Regions from separate parts of the Mus musculus genome. Here region 2 is linked to region 1. Evidence: chromatin loops called from intact Hi-C (ENCODE). Cell type or tissue: gastrocnemius. All regions are shown on one strand.

The links. Hi-C counts contacts between places; a loop is a spot of excess contacts. Peaks named below come from ENCODE experiments on the same cell type or tissue, not always from the same donor. Only the 100,000 strongest peaks of a DNase experiment are listed, where the experiment ranks them.
Region 2: a loop joins it to region 1, with 2.3 times the contacts of the local background. A loop is called at or near these places in 1 of 42 quality-filtered maps.

Annotation. Positions count from the first base shown.
Region 1 is chr17:4,862,897-4,867,896 of GRCm38, reverse strand. No RefSeq gene overlaps it. Among named protein-coding and RNA genes, the nearest start is that of Gm34507, 43 kb to the left of the region's middle. In gastrocnemius, no CTCF peak of the experiment used is centred here; DNase peaks (open chromatin) are centred at 1,621, 2,098 and 2,366; H3K4me3 peaks cover 510 bases; H3K27ac peaks cover 1,086 bases.
Region 2 is chr17:4,789,696-4,794,695 of GRCm38, reverse strand. No RefSeq gene overlaps it. Among named protein-coding and RNA genes, the nearest start is that of Gm34371, 2.5 kb to the left of the region's middle. In gastrocnemius, no CTCF peak of the experiment used is centred here; no DNase peak of the experiment used is centred here.

The DNA of each region.
Region 1 (5,000 bases):
AAGGAAACGAGTCCAAGGCAGGGTGGGGAATCTGGATTCAGACCAGAGGGATAAGTTGGCGTCCACAAGGAGAGAACCGACAAGCTTCACAGAGAAACTTGAGAATACCCTCCTGTGAGCAGGAGGCTCTACCCCTGTGAGCTCTCCTCCCTTGTCATTGGCTGAATTGGCTCATCCTAGATGTTCAATCTTAGTGCAATTAAAAGACATTGAGTTCATAGCCTTACCTCATAAGTTTAATTTTCTAATAGGGATTTTGCTCACTTATGAACCTTATTTCTGTATTCCTTTTGCTTTGACATCTGCTAAATAAGGCTGACTAGACAATTGGGTATACCTTCACTCTACAGGGTTGATAAGAGTTTAAACTAGTTGGCTTTCATATTTGAGGGTAGAAATGTATTCAGTTTTCCTGGTTGCTCCTTAAAACCCGGTAGGAGCCTCACGGTCTAAGGTGAATAGGCCTGAGTTGGATCACATGGCTGCCCACTAAAGCTCTGATCTGTGTTGGCTGGGCTAAGTTGGGCAAGCTCTTTCCCTGGTCTGCAGCAGTGGTGTAGTAATGGTACAGATGCCAAAGGAGGTGCCATGAGAAGTGAGCGGAATAACCCACAAAGCCCAGCATGGTGCGGGCATGTGCCAAGACTTGGAGATTACCTGCAGGTGGAGAGGTAGACAGAGACTTGGACAACAGCTGTGCCTGGAGTAGGTTTAAGATACTATCTTCTGGGATCTTTGAAAGGTTCCCGACAGAGCTGGTATCTTTCCCCTAATACCCAGTGATGTGTTTATAAAAAGATAAAGAGAGGAGGGGATATGTTCTATGGAGGTGTGGTGAGGTGTGGGGGAAGGGGGTGCCTCAGCGGGCCCATGCCAAGGCATCCCTTCCCCTACATGATGGTATCGTATAGAATAGAGTTTATTCAGGGCATGGAGAGGTGAGTTAAGAGGGGGAGAGAGAGAGAGAGAGAGAGAGAGAGAGAGAGAGAGAGAGAGAGAGAGAGAGAGAGAGAGAGAGAGAGAGAGAGAAAGAGGAGGAGGAGGAGGAGGAGGAGGAGGAGGAGGAGGAGGAGGAGAGAAGTAGAAAGTAGAAGAGCAGAGGCCAGCCATGAGCACGTGGAGAGAGGGGGTGAAGGGGCGAAGGGACAGAGCTGGAGCAAAAAGAAAAGCCGGCAAGAGAGCGAGGAGGGGGCAAGCAGCCCTTTTTATAGTGGGTCAGGCCAACCTGGCTGTTGCCAGGTAACTGAGGGGTGGAGCTTAGACACAATGCTAACACCCAGAGTTTTCTGCGTGGGTGTTGTGATATGATTTGTACCTCTCAGCTCTTCCTTAGTTAACTCTGTTCTTTTGTTACTAAGTGTTTGGTGTAGAAGCGCTCCCTAGGAGAGCCCTCCCCTCCTCCCAGGCTTTTGGAAGCCCGACCCTGCTTCCTCTCCCAGATTCCTTACCCACTCCTGCTTGCTCAGACATGTGTCTGCGTTCAGACTTCCAAAAATATGACATCTGGAGCCCATGGGAGGTGGGTGCCGATGGTGGTGGAGGAATGAGAGGAGGAACTTGGGTAGGAACTCCTGTGGGACCAGTGAGCCTGGAGGGCACAGAGGCCACATCCCCTGCCCTCTTGCATAGATAGCAGGCTGCTTGCTGCAGAATCCGACTCTCACAGGCGGTGAAACTGGCGGGGAAAGGGGCTAGAGGATCACTGGTTGCCAAGTCAGGGTTGATTTCTGGTTGCATGTAATCGTGGATGCACACGGGAATCCCTACCCCCCACCCCAGTGTGGTGGCACACGAGGAACAAATGTTAAGTCTGAGCGTAGTTTGGGTTGAATGGTTTGTCTTAGGGATCAGGCCTTTCGTCCTTTTTTTCTCCTTGTGAAGGATGGGAGGCTGTGAAAACTATTTTATGCAAAGTAAGGCTGTCTACATTCTCTGCCGAACTGTAGAAGAAAAAGCAGTCTGTGAGAGTTTCCTTCTCCCAGAGGCTGGGCACGTCCATGTGTGTACTGCTTTTGATGAGATCTGCTGTTTTGCCCACGGCAGTCATCCGTAAAAACACCCCTTTCCTACGCACAGCCTTCAAGCCTCTGTACGCCGTGCGCTTTGCTCTTTATTTTTCTCATCAAAGCCAAGCAGAGCGGTGGTTTGCCTCGGTAAAACCTCTCCTCTTTTTGGCTCTCTGCCTGGTTCTTCCCAAGCTACTTGGAAATAAAGGGGGAAAAAAAAATTCAGACTAGTTTCTTTTTGTTCTTGACTGATTCATGGGTGGAGGGAGGAAAGGATGGGTTTTCCGTCTGAAAACACAGCACGGAGTTCCAGCAGGTTTACCATTTTTCTCTGCCCTGAAAGTGTGGCCCCAGAACAGCGCCAGGTACACAGCAGGTGTCTGGTGAGAGCAGAGTCCGGCACAAAGCATGTATGGGCTCTGTCCTGTCTGCGTGTAGGTGCCTTCGAGCGAAATCTTGGAGCGTATTCACACACATATAAATTAAACACGTTTGTGGCTAAGCTCCTGTGTGTCTAAAGCCTTTTTCATAGCGTGCTGTGATATAAATCAGTTTCAATAGTGTTCAGCCCCAAACAAGAGTTATGTAGGGGCAGGGAAATCAAAGCAGGGTTTTCTTAATTATAGCACTAGATTGAGAGAAGCTATTGACTTGCGGGATCTCATTATTTGTCTTTCTGTCTATCCATATATCCATGTGACTAGGGTAGTCAAGGGGTCAGAAAGGAACACGGCTAGAAATATGGTACCTCTAATGGCGCTGATAAGAATCGGAATTGGCCTGAAGCTCAGCGGCAGGTTGTCTATGGCTAGATGAAACCAAGCCAGCGGTGCTGGGAGGAAGAACTGTGTGTACGGGTTTGCTAATATCACCGTGTGAAGAAAGAGGTTTGTTGTCACATGTGTGCTTTGAAAAACGGAGAAACCAAACCAAATTAGCCAACCAACCAAACAAAGCTGGGAAAGGAGACTCTTACGTGTTTCCAAAAAGGAAAATTCACTCTGGCCTCCCTTCCAATGCTGAGCTCCTGCCTGAGAGGAGGAAGCCCATTAAAAGAACGTATGTGTGTCTAGGACAAGGTCACAGACTTATTGGTTTTCTGAGGCACAGCATAAATACAGCAGACAAAGAGAATTGGTTTGCCTTTCCTGATGCCTTGTTCCATCCTCGAGGCTGAAGTGTGGGCAGATTTCTGATGCTGGCTGTATCTGTGCACAGTGGGGCCCAGAGTCAGAAGTTTCAAAATTAGGGAAGAGTCAAATGTTGCTGCAGCAGATAGATCTATCACCTAGACACACACTTCATTCATTGTGTCCATGACTACACTCTTGAACAATTGGTGAGGTTGCTCAGATGGGAGTGGAGCCCTGTTCCTGCGGCTCAGTTCTCTCCGAAGCTCTTTCCTGGGCAGATGGGGTCTCACACGGCTCCCCAGTTCTCCTCCTTTGCATTCATCTGGCCAGCCACTGTAGCCTGACTGATACCTCGATCCTCCATCTGTCTCTTGGTTACTTGCATGGTGACTTTATCTACCCAGGATCATCAGTCCCCAAAGATGCACTTTTGGCCAGCCGAACACTAATTTGCTAAGGATTAAAGTTTAGTTTTAAGTTTTTGTTTTACCATTGATTAAATAGCAATCTTCTTAAAAAATTATTATCCTACATATATGGGTGTTTTGCCTGATTGTATGTCTGTGCACTGTGTGCGTACAGTACCCACAGAGGCCAGAAGAAGGTCTGGATTCCTGAAAGTGGAGTTGCAGATGGTTGTGAGCTGTTATGCAGGTACTAGTAATTGGTTTCTCTAGAAGAGCAGCTGATTTTTAACTGCTGAGCCACATCTCCGTCTCTGATAATAATCTTCTTAAAGTAGTTTTTAATGCCTGAAGGTCTTCCCCAAACATGATGCAACTTTACCTCAGTGACTTATTGTGTATGTGTGTGTGTGTGTGTGTGTGTTTGTCTCTGTGTGAGTCTGTGTGTGTGTATGTGTGTTTGTCTGTGTGTGTGTGTGTGTATGTGTGTGTGTGTGTTTGTCTATGTGTGTGTGTTTGTGTGTGTGTATGTGTGTTTGTCTGTGTGTGTCTGTGTGTGTATGTGTGTGTGTGTGTGTGTGTGTGTGTGCACGTGTGCGCATATGCACAAGCAAGAGGCCCACTTTGTGGAGTGACTCTTTTCTTGAACCTTTACATGGGTTCTGGGGATTGAATTCAGTTCTTCAGGCCTTCCTGGAAAGTGCTTTTTACCCACAGAGCCATCTTGCTAGTCTGGTTAAAAGATGGGGGCAGGGAAGGGTTGAATCAAGGACCCTGTGCTTGCTAGAAAGCACTTTATTGCTGGACTACCTCCCTCCCAGAATTTCTAGATTTATCAGTTATACCATGTTGTAAAGCTGGGGACCTTCTATGACTTTTTTTTTTTTATCAATGCCAAATAGCTCTAAGGCACTGGTATCTTGAGTCAGTGTGAGCTAGTGCGCTTTTCCCAGCCTAAATTCTTGTGTCCATGAATGAGAAACAGCAGCATCTACTTTGCTGAACTGAATAGCAAGGTACAAGGCATGAAGTGCTTAGCTCAGTGCACCCTGGTCTGTGCTCATTAGCTATGGTGATCCTGTCTTCACTGTGCCACCCAGGCTGGCAATCCACTGCTGGACTTGTTCAACCCTCTTGCCTCAGACTTCTGAGTTGCTGGCACTGCCCCTGTCCACGGCTGTACCTGTTAAGTGAGGGGGGCTGTTAGTCATAATCACCTTGACGACAGTGTAATAACTACATGGACATGTGTGGATAGAACTCTGCAAATGTTTTCTGTAACAGTTCGATATCATTTACTTGTTCCTGGATGACCAGGCACTAATGACAGTCTGTAGAAGCACGGGAATAGGCATCTCCTCTTGACTTCTTCCGTCTGGAACCTTCTGGTAAATGCATATCCACTGGGTTCTGGCAGTTTGAACTGGTGCTCCTTATGAAGACGTCCTTCCTCTCTT
Region 2 (5,000 bases), 73 kb after region 1:
GTGGATGAGGATGGGTGGGTTCAACAGCAGGCATCACTAGTGGATGAGGATGGGTGGGCTCAACAGCAGGCATCACTAGTGGATGAGGATGGGTGGGTTCAACAGCAGGCATCACTAGTGGATGAGGATGGGTGGGCTCAACAGCAGGCATCACTAGTAGATGAGGATGGGTGGGCTCAACAGCAGGCATCACTAGTGGATGAGGATGGGGAGAACAAACAGCAGGCATCATTAATGGATGAGGTGCCACTGGAGAGTTACTTTGCTTCTTGTTTTCTACGTATTACCAGTGGTAATACATATTACCCAATAACATAGTAATTAAGGCAAATAATAAAATAATGGTTGTTGGAAGGTTGGTGAGATGGCTCAGCAGATACAAATGGTTGCCAGGCAAGCCTGATGATCTGAGTTCACTCTCTGGGACCCACATAAAGGGGCCAAGGAGAAAATTGCATCCAGTAGTTGTTTTCTGACATCCACTGGGCTCTCCTGTAGATAGACGCCTCCATTTAGCTGGCAATGGCACGTTCTTCCTCCCTCTCTCCCCTCTTCTCCTCTCCCCTCCCCTCCTCCTTCCCTTTCTGCCTTCCTTCCTTCCTTCCTTCCTTCCTTCCTTTCTTCCTCCCATCCCCATTTCCACCCTGAGGACAAATTCAGGTCCTCTTGAGTTTGAACCAGGACAGATTGATTGGCTCTAGCTCAAGTATTTTGTGGCTATGAGTGGGATGTTTCTATGGATTCTGTCTGTGCCCAGGAACAGTTCCTTCTCTTCAGGTGTGTACTTTGTTCTTCTTTGAAATGCATTTCTGGGTGCTGCTGCTATCCTTCAAATATCCTCATCTGCAAACCCAGACTGGATCAGGCCAGAGAGTTTATTTATGGTCATTTAAAGTGGAAGCAAATCTCATCGGCCATTCTACACATGATCACAACACAGAACTGTAGAAACAAGTACAGACTGCCCTAGGGAGGGGCGCTGTGGAGCTGGGGTGGTTCACAACCCAAGAAGAGACCACAGGATTGCAGGGGAAGAAGGCAGCATTCTAGGGGTGTCTGGGGCTGTAATGGGAGGCTGGGATTCAAGATGGCTCCTACTCTGTGACTCTGTGGGTAATTTGTTTGCACTGAGCTGTAGAGTGCTCAAACAGCATCTTCAGATTGGCCAGCTAACAATTTGTTTTCTATTTGATGCACCTGCTTCACGTTTCTTTTTCTCTCCTTTCCTGCCCATTGTTTTGATTTCGAAAATTATCCCCATGTCTTCCTTCCATCAACTCTTAAATTATAAATCCTTTTACTGGCCACTGGGGCTGAGCGGTTGTGGCAGCATTTAATGTAACACCTTAGTACGTATCTTTCTAGATGGTGCTTGAGCCTTAAGAAGTTATCTCTGAACCTGTCATAGTGCATGTACATCCCTTTAATCTCAGGACTTGGTAAGTAGAGGCAGGTGAAATTCTGTGAAGTTCAAGGACAGCCTGATCTACCTGGTGAATTACAGGATAGTCAAAAATACATGAGACCTGGTTGGGAAATAAACAAAACCAAAAAAAAAAAAACAAAAAACAAAAAACAAAAAACAAAAAAAAAACCCTCAAAAAACGCAAAACAGCTACCATTTTGTGGATGCCAGGGGACAGAGATCATCTGTGGGAGCAGAGCCAGAGGGGAGGGCTGGGACTGTTGAAATGTTAGAATTTAAGCTTTGGTCCTTTGAAAACAGGATCTTGAAACATCTTGATTCCTGTCCATTGGTCTGTAAGGTTTATGTAGGTAAACTTGGAAACAATGAAATCTAGACTGATTTAGAACGTGCCTTGGCTGCTATGGACTCACTCTGATGTGTGGCTTTGCTTGTGTTGAATTTGAGGATCCTGGAGTTGCTGCTGATGCTGTCTGTGAGCTAGATGGAAGAACACCATGTGGCTGCCGTGTAAGTGGACCTGTCTAATGGCGAATAAGATGTGGAAATCGTAGCCCTCCTCCCTCTTAGGGTTGTCGTCCTCGAGATGACTACTGCAGGAGGAGTCCTCCACCTCAGCACAGATCTTGAAGCAGAAGCTTCTCCTGAAGCTGGAGCCAGTCACTGTCTAGAGAAAGGAGAAGGGAAAGGTCTCTGTCTCGTGAGAGACATCTCAGGCTGTCTAGATGGATCCTTCTCTAGGTCTCATAGCACCCATACAGGAGGGTGTGCAGGAAATTAAAGGTTTGTGTGAGACATCATAAGCTTGCTTCATTTTAAAAATGCTTTAGCTGTTCAGATTTGTTTTGTCTCTCAGAACCGTGACACACAGAACATGCAATTCTCTATGGTTTCAAATGGATCACACGAGGCACGTGATATCAAGAATTGTTAACTTTACAGTGTTCTTTTAAGCAAGATTGAATTGGCTTTGAACTTTAGTTTTTCATACACCGAAATAAACCTAGATCCTGCGCAGTTGAGGTGTGATGTCCTAATGATCTAGAGACACCTGGCTTGGGTTGCATAAAGCTGTCATTCTTCCAGTAGCTGAGACACAGTGTGGCACTGTGGGTGAATTGATAAGCAGCGTTTAAGAGCTGCTGTGAACACAAGTCGGCAGGGAAAGCCAAGGAAATGCACTCAAGGTTTGCAAAGTGGTTCCTTCCTGGTTGCTACATGCGGATGCAGCGCTGTCGTAACGGCTTTATTTGGAAGTGTAAGACTAAGATACCAGTGTCCTATCGGTTTAAGGGTGCATTCTAGAGCCGAACTTTTCAGTTACTGCGCAAGATTCTTTTTCATGCCATTGTTTGTAATATGTTTGTGAGAATCCTTGGGATGAAAGTTTTGGTTACAAAACAAACCAAAACCAAACCCCCCAAACCAAAACCTACCAACCAGCCAGCAAAGTAGTTTAATTTCTATTAGAAAAATGAAACATCATTGTTATGTAAAAGTAATTTTTATATTTACTTGTATCGTGCTCATTTTTTCCTTCTTATTTTATTATTATCAATTCATTATTATTACTTTGTTTGCTACATTGTAAACTTTGGACATCATGAATGTTTTGGGTGACTTGACAGAAGGGAATTCAGATTCTAGAAGGAATTCTGGGCATGAGGGAGTTAGAGGAGAAGAATTCAAGAAAGGATGGCTTGAGAAAGACTCCACCCAGCACAGCTGAAGTTGAAGATGGAGTGGAGAGACTCCAGCTGGACGAGTGGGACCCACTCCCTTAGTGCCTCCTGAAGGCAGTGCAGCCCTGCAGACATCTTGACCTCAGGCCTATAGGACTGTGGGTCACAACAGCCAGTAATAATAAGCGCCTGATGTTTGAAGCTGAGTTAGTCTGTTGTAGCAGCTACAGGGAACTGATAGGTCCTGGCTTTTTCTCCGGACTTGTTGCAATAAGCCCCTGAAGCACGTGAGGGTGGCAAGGGTGAGTTTTGTCTGGTTCTGTTGGCTCTCCAAGTCTTCACGAAGCCCTCGCTTTTCCTGTTTGTTGTTCTACAGGCCCCGCTTATTTTTTTACTTCTGCTTGCTCATGTTGCTCAATTTGATTTCTTGTCAAGTTCTGTAAGGTATTTACTCAGTTTCTGATTTGAGAGCATTCTTTTTTCCTAACATAAGCATTTAATACTATCAAATTTTTTATAACTCATCGATTGCGTTCTGATGTGGGATGTTTTCACGCTCACTCAATTCAAAAGATTTTCTAATTTTCTAAAGATTCCGTAACTGAATCACATATTATTTAGAAGTATATTACTTATTTACAAATACTTGGGTGCTCTCCAGAAATATTTCTGTGTTATTGATCTCTAGTTTAATTCTGCCTTGAGTATGTATACTTGGTAGATTTATTTTCTTCTAAATTCAAGTTGAGGTTTTTTTTGTCCAAGTAAGGCCTGTTTCAGCAAATGTTCTGTGTATATCTGCAAGTTACATACATTCTGGTTTTGGGCAGAGTGTTTTGTTAATATATGTATATATGTATATATATATACATGTATATGCATATGTATATGCATATGTATATGTATGTATAGTCATATCAGCTTTCTGTTTGATTATTTGTTAATTGTCTAGAGAAAAAAATTGAAGTCTCCAGTAGAATGGTAGAGTTATAGATTTCTCTTTTGATTTGGCTGGCTTTTGCCTTATGTAATTTGAAGTTTTGCTGCAGGGCACATACATATTGTGTGGCCCTTTTAGAGGATGAACCCCAAAACCATTACCCAATGCTCCTTTTATCCCTAATGTCATGGAATTGGTCTGAGACTGATGTACCAATACTGTTTTTCTCTTGACCAGTGCTTGCATGGTGTACCACTTTTGAAAAGTCATTTTATCCATCTATCTCTATAGCTAAAGGAGGCAGAGTCACATCTTACCATTTATCTACTTGGCCAATTATTGTCTGTGTTGCATTCTCCTTAGCAATGAACAAGGGATCTGTGGCCTGTTTCTTCTCTAGCATTTTATAACATTGTCTGTAACATTGTCTGAATTTTTATGCGTACTATTTGGGGAGAGGGGTGAGTTTCGGGCAGTTTTTCTAAGACTTAGTCTTCTTCATAATCTTATACTTGGGAGATTAAATCTATAATCTTTAGGTTTATGTTTTGCTGGGCTTAAGAACAGCATCTTACCCAGCTCTTTAAAAACTGCCTCTGTCAGTCAGGAGAGAGTCCAGGCACAGAAACAGAACCATCAGAAGCTGCACTCACTCCCACGAGGATATGGACAGGCTCACAGATTTGTCACAGGTGTTTGACTGTATACATCCCTGGGCTGGTTCAGTGCTCCAGGGAAGGTTGAATCAACAAGACAGACACAACAGAAGAGAAAACCACTTGCATGGATGGGTCAAGTGCTGGCTACTTTTCTTAAGTTGATACAATCTAGCACCATCTGGGAGGGGGAAACGTCAAAGAGAAATGCCTCCATCAGTTTACATGCTGGCAAGTCTGTGGTACATTTTCTTGATTAGTAATTGATGTGGGAGAGTCCAACTCACAGTGGGCAA